Regions from separate parts of the Homo sapiens genome. Here regions 1 and 2 are each linked to region 3. Evidence: chromatin contacts called from ENCODE Hi-C or POLR2A ChIA-PET data. All regions are on one chromosome and are shown on one strand. The core of a region is the stretch at or near the end of the contact, and the rest is flanking DNA. Distances in the headings are between cores, read along the strand shown.

The links. A loop is a pair of places that touch in the nucleus more often than their neighbours do. ChIA-PET counts read pairs that join two places held with the same protein, here RNA polymerase II (POLR2A). Pooled maps may share reads with other maps.
Region 1: a loop to region 3 is called in a map of naive thymus-derived CD4-positive, alpha-beta T cell, with 4 times the contacts of the local background. The contact joins the promoter of PBXIP1 here to the promoter of SLC39A1 in region 3. A Hi-C loop is called at or near these places in 1 of 168 maps with a recorded cell type or tissue (naive thymus-derived CD4-positive, alpha-beta T cell) and 2 of 50 pooled maps.
Region 2: a pooled map shows a loop between it and region 3 (5-fold over the local background). The contact joins the promoter of UBE2Q1 here to the promoter of SLC39A1 in region 3. A Hi-C loop is called at or near these places in 2 of 168 maps with a recorded cell type or tissue (B cell and naive thymus-derived CD4-positive, alpha-beta T cell) and 8 of 50 pooled maps. POLR2A ChIA-PET finds 5 or more read pairs at or near these places in 1 of 52 experiments (PC-3).

Annotation. Positions count from the first base shown.
Region 1 is chr1:154,954,222-154,958,351 of GRCh38, reverse strand. It overlaps PBXIP1 (PBX homeobox interacting protein 1), which reads left to right and starts at 2,253. Exons shown (of 11, transcript NM_020524.4): 1 at 2,253-2,283. PYGO2 (pygopus family PHD finger 2) reads left to right here. Exons shown (of 3, transcript NM_138300.4): 3 at 1-1,326.
Region 2 is chr1:154,557,149-154,561,555 of GRCh38, reverse strand. It overlaps UBE2Q1 (ubiquitin conjugating enzyme E2 Q1), which reads left to right and starts at 2,894. Exons shown (of 13, transcript NM_017582.7): 1 at 2,894-3,329. The coding sequence starts at 3,003. RefSeq lists enhancers at 1,878-2,458, 2,459-3,040 and silencers at 2,410-2,499, 2,620-2,709, 2,800-2,879, 3,200-3,299.
Region 3 is chr1:153,962,030-153,966,460 of GRCh38, reverse strand. SLC39A1 (solute carrier family 39 member 1) reads left to right here and starts at 2,924. Exons shown (of 4, transcript NM_001271958.2): 1 at 2,924-2,966; 2 at 3,714-3,932; 3 at 4,111-4,241. The coding sequence starts at 3,746. MIR6737 (microRNA 6737) reads left to right here and starts at 4,041; the gene lies at 4,041-4,110. RefSeq lists enhancers at 2,548-2,827, 2,868-3,037, 3,188-3,247, 2,137-3,336, 3,288-3,357 and 1 more.

The DNA of each region.
Region 1 (4,130 bases), core at 1,004-3,503, 990 kb before region 3:
GTTTCTGGCCAGAGGAATTGGGGTCTTGCCATCCCTGCAATAGCCCTTTTATGGGCTCTGGGAGACAGCTTTAGGGAATAAATGGGGATTTTCCCCTTTTTCTACCCACTCCTTTGCTTCCTCCAAGACTTACCCAACTCCTTCCCCCTCAGAGAACCAAATAGCCTGAGGAAGCAGGAGAGTTCCTGGTTATGGCAGTTTCTTGGTGATTTGGGGCTTCAAGACAGTAGGTGAGAGATGCTGTCAGGACGTATCTTCTTCATACCAAAGTCACTGGTCCTTTCTCAGCCTCTCTCGTGCTTTTCTCCTAATGACCATATTTTTGCCAAAAATTGGGATATGTTATCTGACAGACCAGAATATTTGAAGTTTGGGCTGTCCTGAAAGTCTGGACTTTGGTGGTACCCTCCTCCCCCAGCCCATCTGTTGCACATTATACTCCGTGTGTTCTTCAACTTTCGGCGCCCTTATTCCCCTGCCTTCCTGGCTTGATTGAAGGAAAGCTTGAAAAGGCGCAGAGCCCTATACCTCATTTCCTCCATGATAAAAGGATCCAAGTGAGGCCCTGTCACAGCCTGTGGGTAGGGGATGCGGCGGGATCCTCATTGCCATGGTACTCAAAGGTAGAAGAGCCTGGAGTTTGTTGCTTCTCTTTGCTATTCTTTCATATCCTCTTGGGCCTGGTGATTAATTAGCAATTCTCATTCCTCTCAGCCAAAGGCCTGCACTGGGCTTTATTTGTCTTTTTTTATTTTTTAAGCACTGCCTGCCAGAGATGGGCCTGGGGCCTGATGAGGACCTTAGCGCTGCTCGTTCTCCTTTTCTGTTCATGCACACATTCCTCCATGGGGTGGGGAAGGCAGGCATGGGGTGTGGCCCTCGGAGAAGTTAGGAGTCCCCCAGCTCAAGATACAGTGGCAAAGACCTAGTGGTCCCCTACCCCCACTTCTCTCAGTTCCTGGCATGAGGAGAGAAGACCCTGCTCTGGTGGAGCTGACAACCTTTGAGGCTGGGAGGAGAGCAGCCTCTGGGCATCGTTCCCAGTGTCCCTCACACTAAAACGGCGTAGATGGCAACCCCCCACCCCCACCCCGCTGCTCAACTCTTGTGTTTGTTGTTCTGTTTGCCCCATTTATCTGTTGCTGTTTTTGTGTTGTCTTCCCCTGCTCCGCATTTTGTAAAATGGCCCCTGGGGGAGTGTTTTTGCTGGATCTGCTCCCTCTCGCTCTCTCACTCCACTACTTTTTGGAACAAAGTGATGGCAGAATGCGGTGGTGGTGGGGGTCTTTTGTACTGTTGGATTAATAAAATGATTTTAAAATCCCAGACAAGGACTCCTTGCTGTTGCTGTGTGAAAAGGCTGGAATGAGCCGCTGTCACTGCTGGGTAGGGTGCTTAGGGGTTGAGGATATGTATGCTCCCCAGGGTCCCTGGGAGTGGGAATGGCAGATTTGGCCCCTGAGCTGACCCTGGTATAAGCTGCTGAGCCAAGGGAGGCCTGTGTTTCCCCGCCCATCCCCCTGTGTCTCCACTGTGAGAAACTGAGTTTCCTTTTTGAGCATATTCCTGGGCCAGGCCTGGAGCCAGGCGGATTTGGCACCACAGCCTCTGGAAGACAAGTGCTTGAGCTCTTCTGGGTTTAGCACCCCACCCACCTCCCAGTTGTTTGGGTTAGGGAGCAAGTGTCGCTCTAAGGGTGAGGGGAGGGGCTGCTTCTGTCCTAGCAAATTTCATTTTGGGATGTTTTTCAGATCGTTCCCGTCCCCCAACCGTTTTTTAAAGTAGCAATGGCATCTTTTAAGCAGTCTGTTTTGGAGCAGATTGGGGAGAATGGCAGGAGGGCTATTTCCACACCCTGGATTTGCGACCTGTCCCTCTCCCTTCCCCCATCTCACAGCTGTCTCTGTCTATCCTGGGGCCAACCTGGCCCCTTGTCTTCGTCATCTCAGAAGACGGCACCGTCTGCTTTTCTCTCAGTTTGTGGGGGTTCCCTCTAGAAACTGTTTAGACACTGGGAAAGAAGGGCAGGAAACTCAGGATTCGGTTAGCTGGGACCCCGGTCGCCCACCAGGAGGTAAGCCCAGGTTTAGGGCCGTGTCGCTAGACCTCCCTTCCCCTCCCCTGGCTCTCAATTCCTGCTCTTATTGGCCAAAAGTTTCCGCCCCCTTGGGGAAGTTGACTTTTCATTGGTCAGTTTCTGGTCACATGATTTTCTTCTCGGGCTGCAAACAAAGGGAAGCCTGCAACAAGTTAAGCTGAAGACCGAAGCAAGAGCTGGTTCAGGTAATGCCTTAGCTGGGAAGGGGTCCACAGATTCGCTTTGAAGGGGGTGGAATAAGGAAAAGGGAAGGCGGAACTAATCTAGAAGGAATGAGCTGCTTTTCATTTCTGGGCTGGGGGAGGAAGGCCAGGTGCCGACGCTAACACAACAGGAACTTGCTCTGGGTACCCCAGGCAAGTGGCCCTAGATCCTTTGCTTTAGCGGTTTGGAGGAGCAACTGTTAGAGGAGTTTAAATTAACTAGAGGCGAGACTTCCTAGCTTTATGCTGAGTGGGAGAGCTCCCCCTTTAGCTGTTTTTTAGAAATAGCAGAAGTCTCTGTCATAATCCTTACAGGAGGTGTTTGTTGAATCCTGCCTGAATGAAAAGAAGGGGGTGGAGGGAGGGAGTGGAGGTGGGTTTTCTTCCAGAAGGTCGATGAAAAGAAAAAGATCTGGAAACACAGCAGGGAAGGGTGGAGATTAGACAGCAGAAGGAACTTCCTAATAAGGCAGTGAGATGCTGGCTTGGGAGAAGAGGTGTTTTTTTGAACCCTGGGTTAACCTAACCAAGAAAGAGGTATCAGGGTTTGGAACCCAGAGTATAGGAGTTTCAGAGTGTCTCCTATTTGGGTCTCATAAGTATTTGTTTTGTTGACCCAAATACCTTTGCTGGTTTCCATGGAGACAGTGGGTCTGACATCACTGTGGTTGCCATGGTGCCTGGTTCTAGAGGACCTGAGCAGGCTGCACACACAGCTAGGGATAAACAGGGACTTCAGCCCAAGCTGCTGCCACTTCCTTCCTGCCACCACCTGTTAACAGTCAGCAACTGGGGATGGGGAGATGATAACAAGGGCGGGGGTGGAGCCACAAGCGGAAGGCTGAACAGCCATGGCTCTATGGATACTTACAGATGCATGCCAGGGTGTCCTGTTGGATTTGGTACAGGGAGGTCATTGCAGCCATTCTCCTGTCTCCGTGTGGAATGGGTGCATGTGTCTGGGAGGATGGGCATTGGGAAAGACCTATCCAGGACTTGGATCTTGACTGGCAGGAGCCACAGGAGGTTACTTAGGGCACCACGCAGGACTTGAAAACAGCTCAAACAGAAGGGGATAATGTGGTTGGTTTCAAAGGTAGAACTGCCATACTCTCCCAGCCTCACTTCCCTTTTCCTGAGTTTTCTTATAAAGTGCTCGGGAAGCAGTCATTTATCCTGTTCTGAGGGATCACAATCCAGTACTCTTGAGAGGTCAGCTCATCTATCCTTCCACCTTTATGCCTGGTCCCAACAGGAGCTGCCTGAGGGAACTGTTTTAGCCTTGGATGAAGGGGCGGATCCCTCTCTTCTTACCCTGCTTTGTGTCAGTCAGGCTTTGGAAACTGGAGTGATTCCCTCCCCTATCCCTGTCAAGTCAGAGCAGATTAACCGGGTGCAGGACCATAGCCCTGATTTTTGTCTATTTTTTGCAAGCTATAAAGTGATGTATATATACATGATAGTTGCCATAAATCCATTTTCCCAGTCACCTTCAAGTTCCCTAAGACCAAACTCTGGCGATTACTAAGAAGGTAAACAGAATTTAGGATGAAGACTGAGAGTGATGAGGAGACTTATAAAAGGTGCATCCAGGTGGATCTAAGCTATGCCAGTGGCTCTTAACCCTGGCTGCGCATGAGAATCATTTGAGTGGTTTTTTAAAAGACCCACAGCCGGGCCTACCCCCCAACTCAATTGAATCAAAATCTTAGGTGATTCCAATGTGCAGCCAAGATTGAGAACCACTGAACTAGACCATACCAAGGACTTATGCTGGGCAAGTGGTGGGACACTTAGGGCTGAAGGAGGCCATTGAGTCTTCCCTTCCA
Region 2 (4,407 bases), core at 1,645-4,144, 600 kb before region 3:
GCCTCTCCTCTGTACCACAAATCACGTTCTCACAGGGACCATTATCTTCTTTATCTCTGCATCCCCAGTGCCCTCTACAATTCCTGCAAAGACTAAGTGCTCAGGACATTATTTGTTGAGTCAATGACAGAATTCTATGCTCAGGGAGCAAGTCAAAGGAGAAGGTTGCTCACTCTACTCCAAATATGGGCACCCGTAATGAATGATTTTTTGGAGGAAAAAAAAATCCCTACAATCCATTTTCCACAGAACAGCCAGAGTGATCTTTTAAATTTGTTTTTGTTTTTGAGACGGAGTCTCGCTCTGTCGCCCAGGCTGGAGTGCAGTGGTGCGATCTCAGCTCACTGCAAGCTCCGCCTCCCGGGTTCACGCCATTCTCCTGCCTCAGCCTCCCGAGTAGCTGGGACTCCAGGCGCCTGCCACGACGCCCGGCTAATTTTTTATATTTTGTTTAGTAGAGACGGGGTTTCACCGTTAGTGAGAATGGTCTCAATCTGCTGACCTTGTGATCCGCCCGCCTCGGCCTCCCAAAGTGCTGGGATTACAAGCGTGAGTCACCGCGCCCGGCCGATCTTTTAAATTTTTAAATCAGCTCATGCCACTCCCTGCTTAAAATCCTCCAGGAGTTTCCCACTGTGCTTTAAATAAAACCCAAACAATGTACTGTGGTCTCCATAATCTAGCCCCTGCTTTCTTCACTGGACTCATCTCCTACCCTTCTCTCCTTTCACTAGACACAAGCCTTGCTGAGCCCCAATTTTTAAAAAAATGTTTGAGTTCTTACCATGGGCACTATTTTATGCACTTTACGTGTGTTCTTACATAATCCTCCTAACAAGTAAGTACTATTATGATCTCCATTTTACAGGTGTGAAAACTAAGGCACAAACAAGCTAAGTAATTTCCCCACAGTCACATCATTAGTAGTTGGCAGAGCTGGGGTTCAACACACTAAAAAAGGCAGAGTAGGGTACAAGGGCATGGACTTTGGAGACAGGCCTAGGAACTCTGTTTACAGACTGTATATCCTTACAGAGTCACTCCTTTTCCCCAGTTGTAAACAGGGGTAAAAATACTTACCTTGCAATGTTGTTGGGAGATTTACAAATATTTGCACCTGGGCACAGTGGCTCACACCTGCAATCCCAGCACCTTGGGAGGCCGAGATGGGCAGATCACTTGAGCCCAGGAGTTTGAGACCAGTCTGGGCAACATACCAAGACCCCTTTCTACAAAAAAAATACGAAAATTACCCAGCTGTGGTAGCATGCGCCTGTAATCCCAGCTACTTGGGAGGCTGAGGTGGGAGGATAGCTTGAGGTCTCCCGAGGCTGCAGTGAGCTGAGATTGTGCCCCTGCACTCCAGGGCGAGAGAGCAAGACCCTGTCTTAAAATAAATAAATAAATAAATAAATAAATAAATATATATATATATATATATATATATATATTTGCAAAACACCTTCGCTCAGGAAATAATTAACAGGAATTCCCACCACAGCCTTTTATGCTATCAGCTTGCACACACAGACACAAAGTCAACATGTAGCAAACTGTTCAGGCTACCTAAACCAGATAAATGGCCCCACGAAGACCAGGAACAGACTATAATCGTCTTTAAATACCCATACCCCAACTTGACCAAAGGAGGCCTCTGCAGAGGCAATTGAATAGTCTTCCAGCAAAGGCTAGCTCATTTTAGTACAAGTGGGAGAGAAACGGGGCAATCTGACCAGTGGTTTAAGGGCTGAGTTGGCCCAGCAGAATTGACTAGGCCTTACCACAGGCTAATAACACTTGCCCTTGGCAAAACGAACGCCAGCTCGGGATTTCTGTAGCTTCAACCAGCTTTGTCCTTTGTGATAGTGCCACCTAGCGAGGGTCCGGAGGCACTACCTACTCCTGGCAGCTGCCAAGACCACTGCGACAAGGTGTTAGCCATTTAGGCCTAGGAAAGGGAATGGGGACCACCCGAGTCAGCACTCCTTCCATGACTCTGTGGAGGAAGCCCATGCTGTCCTTCCCCCAACCTCGTCCAGACCCATGGGGTCTGAAAAGCGCGAAAGGCCTGATATTAACTAACACTTGTACATAACACAGCAGTGATCTATTATCATTCCTCATTTTATGGTGTCCTCGCATCGAATCCCTCCCTGGGAATAGGAAAAACAGGCATCATTCTCATGAGAGCCATTGTACAGATGAGGAAACTGAGACTCGGCGGGAAAGTGGTTAACCCAAGGTCACAAAACGCCATGAGAGCCAGGGCTGGGACGAGAATCCACGCCTCTTCCATTCCGGTTCCCGGCTCCTACCCCGACCACCCACCCGAGTGTGAAGACACAGCATGCCCACCCCCACGGGGAGCAGAGGCTCCAGGATCCTGCGCCGAAGACCAGCATGTGGGAGCAGGATAAAGACTGCACGGGGAAGACAGCACTTCTTTCTTCTCTGTCCATGGAGTGCCGGGCACGCTCGCCACGGCTCGGGGGCGGGGGAAGCGGCGCCCGGGGCAGGAAACAGCGTCCTGCGCGGGTAGCCCCTGGGAGCACGCGGCACCGAGTCACGTGAGAGGGGAGCGCAGGCGAAGGGGCGTCGCGCGCAAGCACGCACGACATACGCAAACTCGCACTGAGGCGCCCACAGAGGCAAGCCCCAGGCCCCGGGTCACATGTGGAGGGTGGCAGGCGAGAACAGGGGGGCGGGAAAGACGGAGAGATCACGTGGAGGAGGCCAGAGCAGGGAAGTCACGTGAGGGGGACGGAGGCGGGGCCGCCTAGGAGGAGGAGGAGGAGGAGGGGCGCGCGGCTTCCGGCGGCTGGGGGGGCCAGCGAGCGGAGGGGGGGGCCTGTCCCGGAGGTGGCGGCGGCGCCATCTTGGCGAAGGGGGGATCAGGAAGTGCGGACCGCGGCGGCGGCGGCGGCGGCGGCGGCGGCGGCGGAGCCCGGAGCGCAGGCCGGAGGCTCCCGGCCCGCCGGCCCCGGAGCGGAGCGGAGCGGAGGATGCAGCAGCCGCAGCCGCAGGGGCAGCAGCAGCCGGGGCCGGGGCAGCAGCTGGGGGGCCAGGGGGCGGCGCCGGGGGCCGGGGGCGGCCCAGGGGGGGGCCCGGGGCCGGGGCCCTGCCTGAGGCGAGAGCTGAAGCTGCTCGAGTCCATCTTCCACCGCGGCCACGAGCGCTTCCGCATTGCCAGCGCCTGCCTGGACGAGCTGAGCTGCGAGTTCCTGCTGGCTGGGGCCGGAGGGGCCGGGGCGGGGGCCGCGCCCGGACCGCATCTCCCCCCACGGGGGTCGGTGCCTGGGGATCCTGTCCGCATCCACTGCAACATCACGGTGAGGACCCCCTCGCGTGCGCCTCTGTGGGGGCCCCTTGTCAGGGACCCAGGATCACTCCATCCAGCTTTTTGCTCTCGAAGGACCTGGGAGGCCGAAGCCCCTCTCAGGGCTCAGTTCTTTCTCTCCAGGTTACATTTGTTTCTGCTGCTTGAGGTTATGCAGTGCACCCAGAATCTCTACCATTGACCCCAATAGCAAGGGACACCCCGACATATGGCGCCTAGACTACCCGTTTCCACGAACCCACCCACATCCCAAGGTTCATGATTTTGGCTCTTTTTGGCTACTCCTCCACAACTTTACCTTGCCACCTAGGAATGCGTCTTTCTTCCCCTTACTCTTATTTCAAGGTTTTAGGCCTCGGCACTGACCCTAACTGCAAAGACCTGGCCTGAAACTCACTGCACATTTCAGCGATGCCCCCTTCTCAGTAGTACCTCTGACTTAGGAGGTTGCCACCTGTGGGATCCCCGCCTAGGCATCCCTCATGCAGACCCTCTTGCTCTCTCAACTTCACCAAGTGATAGTTTGCAATTCATTGACTCCTCTTCCTTCTCTCCTTTGGATTCTTTTTCTGGTGTAACCTCTAACTCTCCTCTTTTTGCCTCAGCTGGTAGCAGTTCTGCCACTCCCCTGCCTGTTCCCTATGGATATGTCCATTTGCCCTGGGTTGTTGCTTTTCCTGGTAATGATAGTGATGTGATGTGCGAGGGCTACCCCCATTTATTCTAAGCAGTAACAGTTGCATTTCTCCCCTGTGAGCGTCATTCCATCCTAGGCATACACCTTACATGTCTCCTGCCTGGTCTACCCTCAGACATCCCTTGAACAGAGAATTGGCTTCTGCTAATTTGGGAATGTCTGGTACTGCATGCTATAGCACTTATATTGGTTGATGTTACCTGCTGTGATGGTATTCTCTCTACCGGAGCAGTAGCTGAAATGCTAGCAGACAGTACTTTATCCAGGCAGGCAGACCTAATCGGAGTAGCCTGGGGAAAGGCAGAGTTGTGAATTCTCTGCTACTTGGGGGCCTGAATTCAACTTACTGGTGTTTTCTGTCCGTTTTCTCAAT
Region 3 (4,431 bases), core at 1,675-4,174:
CCGTGTTAGCCAGGGTGGTCTCGATCTGACCTCGTGATCCGTCCACCTCGGCCTCCCAATGTGCTGGGATTACAGGCGTGAGCCACCACGCCCGTCCGAGCTGACAAGTTTAAGTAACTTTCTCAAGGTTACCCTGTAAGTAGCTGAACCAAGATTTGGATGCTTCAGCCCATGTTCTTCACACTATCAACCCACCTTGTGGGGCTTTCTCAGATTTCTTATCTGTCTTTCCCGCTCATATCTCTCCATCCTGCTCAAGTAGTGAAGAGACAAAGCAGCCTTCCTAGATTGATGCAGAGCTCCAAGGAAAGCAAAGCTGTTCTTGTTGAGATCATTCTGAGAGCGAGAAAGGTGGTTAAATACATTTCAAAGGGCTTCCTGCGGGCTGTATGTGCAGAGATGATTTGAGTGGGGAATGTAGTTAGCTTCCGTTGATGTTAGAACTGGAAGGACCCTCTGCAGTCATCTGCTTGTTTAACTTCCTCCTTGCCCCTGATTTATCAAACTCTGGTGAGGAAAACTGACTTGCCTAAAATCATACATCAAGGTAAGGTAAAATTGAGGAGATCTATTGGGCCGGGTGTGGTGGCTCACACCTGCAGTCCCAGCACTTTGGGAGGCTGAAGCGGGTGGATCACCTGAGGTCAGGAGTTCAAGACCAGCCTGGTCAACATGGTGAAATCCCGTCTCTACTAAAAATACAAAAATTAGCCGGGCGTGGTGGCGGGCGCCTGTAATCCCAGCTACTCGGGAGGCCGAGGCGGGAGAATTGCTTGAAACCTGGGAGGCAGAAGTTGTAGTGAGCCAAGAGCATGCCACTGCATTCCAGCCTGGGCAACACAGCAAGACTCTGTCAAGAAAGAAAGGAGGAAAGAAGAAAGGAAGGAAGGAAGGAAAAAGAAAAGAAATAAAGTTGCCAAGAGATTTTAAATGTTCTCATCACAAATAAATATGTGAAGTAATGCATATGTTAATTAGCTTGATTTACCCATTCTGCAATGTACATATATTTCTTTTCTTTTTTCTTTTTTTTTGAGACGGAGTCTCGCTGTGTCGTCCAGGCTGGAGTGCAGAGGTGTGATCTTGGCTCACTGCAACCTCCGCCTCCCCGGTTCAAGCGATTCTCCTGCCTCAGCCTCCTGAGTAGCTGGGATCATAGGCATGCGCCACCACGCCTGGCTAATTTTTGTATTTTTAGTAGAGACAGGGTTTCACCATGTTGAGCAGGCTGGTCTCCAACTCCTGACCTCGTCATCTGCCCGCCTCGGCTTCCCAAAGTGCTGGGATTACAGGCGTGAGCCACCGCGCCCGGCCCAATGTACATATATTTCAAAACATCATGTTGTACACCATAAATATATACAATTATTAATCATATATGACATATGTATGTGTATAAATAAACAAATATATATATTTGACAACTATAAAGGTAGAACTTGGACCAGAATCCAGGTTTCCTGACCCCCCCAGTCATAATTCCTTGTTAATGTTACCAATTACGAATAATTTTTTTTTTTGAGACGAAGTTTCGCTGTTGTTGCCCAGGCTGGAGCGCAATGGCGCGATCTCGGCTCACTGCAATTTCCGGCTCCCGGGTTCAAGCGATTCTCCTGCCTCGGCCTCCCGAGTAGCTGGGATTACAGGCCCCCGCCACCACGCCCGGCTAATTTTTGTATATTTAGTAGAGACGGGGTTTCACCATGTTGACCAGGCTGGTCTTGAACTTCTGTCCTCAGGTGATTCATCCTCGGCCTTCCAAAGTGCTTGGATTACAGGCGTGAACCACCGCGCCCGGCCCCTTAAGAAGTCTTCACATTCCTCTTTTACTTAAGGAATTACTGGGCTTCGTTTCTGGAGCCTTGTGAGAAGCATTACACTGTCCCCCCTTTTTTTTTTCTTTTTTAAAATTAATTTTCCTGTAGGAAGCAAGATCCCATCTGTCCCTTCTTTAGGCAATGAAGCTTTTTTCACCTTTGCATAAAAGAACAGCTGAGCCCCCTTTTTAAATTTTCTTTTGTCTTACCGTCCCTTGAGGCTAGAAGAGGATTCTCAAGGCACAGAGTTGTGGGCCACAAGAATCCAGGTTGAGGAAACGGTGAAAGTCCTGAGCTGAAACAACTACCTTGGGGCATTCAAGGAACAGCAAACAGCAAACCGACCGGCGAGGGTGGCGGGAGCTGGGCTGGAAATCAGGTGGGAGAACCGGCCAGACGCCCGCAGGCGCGGTACGCAGATATCCTGGAATGCGCTGGGGGCTCTTCCCTGGGCGCGGCTTCAGCACCCCGCATTCCGGTCCCACCACGTCCCCACCCACCTGGAGAAGGCGGAGGCTGCACTGAGTGCCATAAGTAGTCGAGAAGGGATGATTTTCAAGACATACCCTCTCTTTGCTTTCCCCCCTTTCCAATTCTGCCTTGTCTTTTTCCTTGTTGTGGGTGCTGGTGAGGGAAAGCAGTCAAGGAAGTTGGTCCCAAGAGGGGAATGCTTTCCCTTGGGCGCCAAGAGGCACTGACGAGGTGTCAGAGCCTTCTGAGGGACAGATGAGACTTTGGCCCAAGGCCAGGAAGATGTTTTCAGATGTGGGCCGGAAGACTTGACAATGCGGGGTCTCCCTCTTTTAAAAATATCCATATAATCAAAGCCTTTGTTGACTGGCCCGCTCCGGCCCCTCAGTCCTCCACAGATGCGCCCCAGGGCCCCAGCCCCGAGGTCCTTTTCCTAATATCCGCTCTTGCTCTCGCTCACTCTCCTCAGGTCGCCTGCTCCGCCCGCTCCCGCTCCCGATCTCTGATTGCTCCTAACTGACGTCACTCCCGGTCTGTCCCCGCCCACTCGGTGCTGCCATTGGCAGTCGGTCGTGGGTACGCGGCTCCTGTGGGGGAGGGGGGAGCTATGGGAGGGGGCGGGAATTCCCGACTCTAGGCCGGAAGCGCGCGGAGACCATGTAGTGAGACCCTCGCGAGGTGAGTGCGGGCTGTCTGGCAGCGGGGTCCATGTCGGCTGCCCAGGCCTCCCCGGGCCCGGGAACAGGAGTCCCAGCTCACGCATTCTTCATCTGCTTCCCGCGACGCTTGGCGGCCTCGCACCCCGCCTCCTGGAGCCCGGACTTTCAGGCACCGCCCTCAGTGTCGCCTCAGTCCGTCCCGGGACCGCAGACTCTTAGGGCCCCTCTCTTTGGCCATCTGCCTCTAGGTCCCATCCTGGGGCCTGAAGCGCTTGTTCTCTGCGCTGGGAAAAGGGGAACGATGGAGCGATCCAGCACCCAAACTTACCCTGTCCAGGTGGCCCACGAAGCTACCCAAGACATCTCTGCACAGCCCTAGCCTTTTTGGCTTCACCCACTCCGTTCGGGAGTTGGGGACCCGGCCTCTACATTCCTTAGGGGAACTCCAGCTCCAGGTCCTATTTGGAGGCGGCTCCTAGTTTCCTAGTTTTCTGGGGGCACCAGGTGAAAGGGTGATGAGATATCCATACAGCCTTTCTCATGCCTCGGTTTCCCCCGTGCAGTCTCCCTGAATAAGTCACTTGGGAAAGAAAGTGTGAGAAGAGAGGAATGTTCCTGGTACAGGAGTAGATGAGTCACCCTGGGTAGGGGAAGGTCACAAAGTGGCTGGGGCCAGGGAGCTGCACTCTGCTGACCAAGCTTCCCCATTCCTTGCCCCATCTTCCTTTGCATGATTTTTCCCAACCACTCTGGTCTGTCTTCCTAGGTCTGAGAGTCACTGGAGCTACCAGAAGCATCATGGGGCCCTGGGGAGAGCCAGAGCTCCTGGTGTGGCGCCCCGAGGCGGTAGCTTCAGAGCCTCCAGTGCCTGTGGGGCTGGAGGTGAAGTTGGGGGCCCTGGTGCTGCTGCTGGTGCTCACCCTCCTCTGCAGCCTGGTGCCCATCTGTGTGCTGCGCCGGCCAGGAGCTAACCATGAAGGCTCAGGTAAGCCTCTCCTTTTCCCCACACTGCTATGAATGCTTGGCTTAGGGAGGGCTCTGGGGCTGGCGGGGAGTGACCAAAGGAGGAGGGAAAGGCAAGGGTAGCCATTGTTTGGGTTGGGGTGGTCGGCCCTGGAGGGGGTTTGTTTGCTTATTCCCCTCTGTGCTTCACCCCTACCCAGCTTCCCGCCAGAAAGCCCTGAGCCTAGTAAGCTGTTTCGCGGGGGGCGTCTTTTTGGCCACTTGTCTCCTGGACCTGCTGCCTGACTACCTGGCTGCCATAGATGAGGCCCTGGCAGCCTTGCACGTGACGGTGAGCACTGGCCTGGGCATGTGACTTGCGGGAGGGGAATCACACACCTCTGGGAGTGTTGGTTTGTGGAGATTGATTCATGTGCCACTCCATGACTGTGTGGAAGACTTTTGGCATGTGGTATGAATTGTGATTTTTGGTTATGGGGCATAATTCTTTCTATGTGTTCCCTCCCCCTTCCCCATTCCCT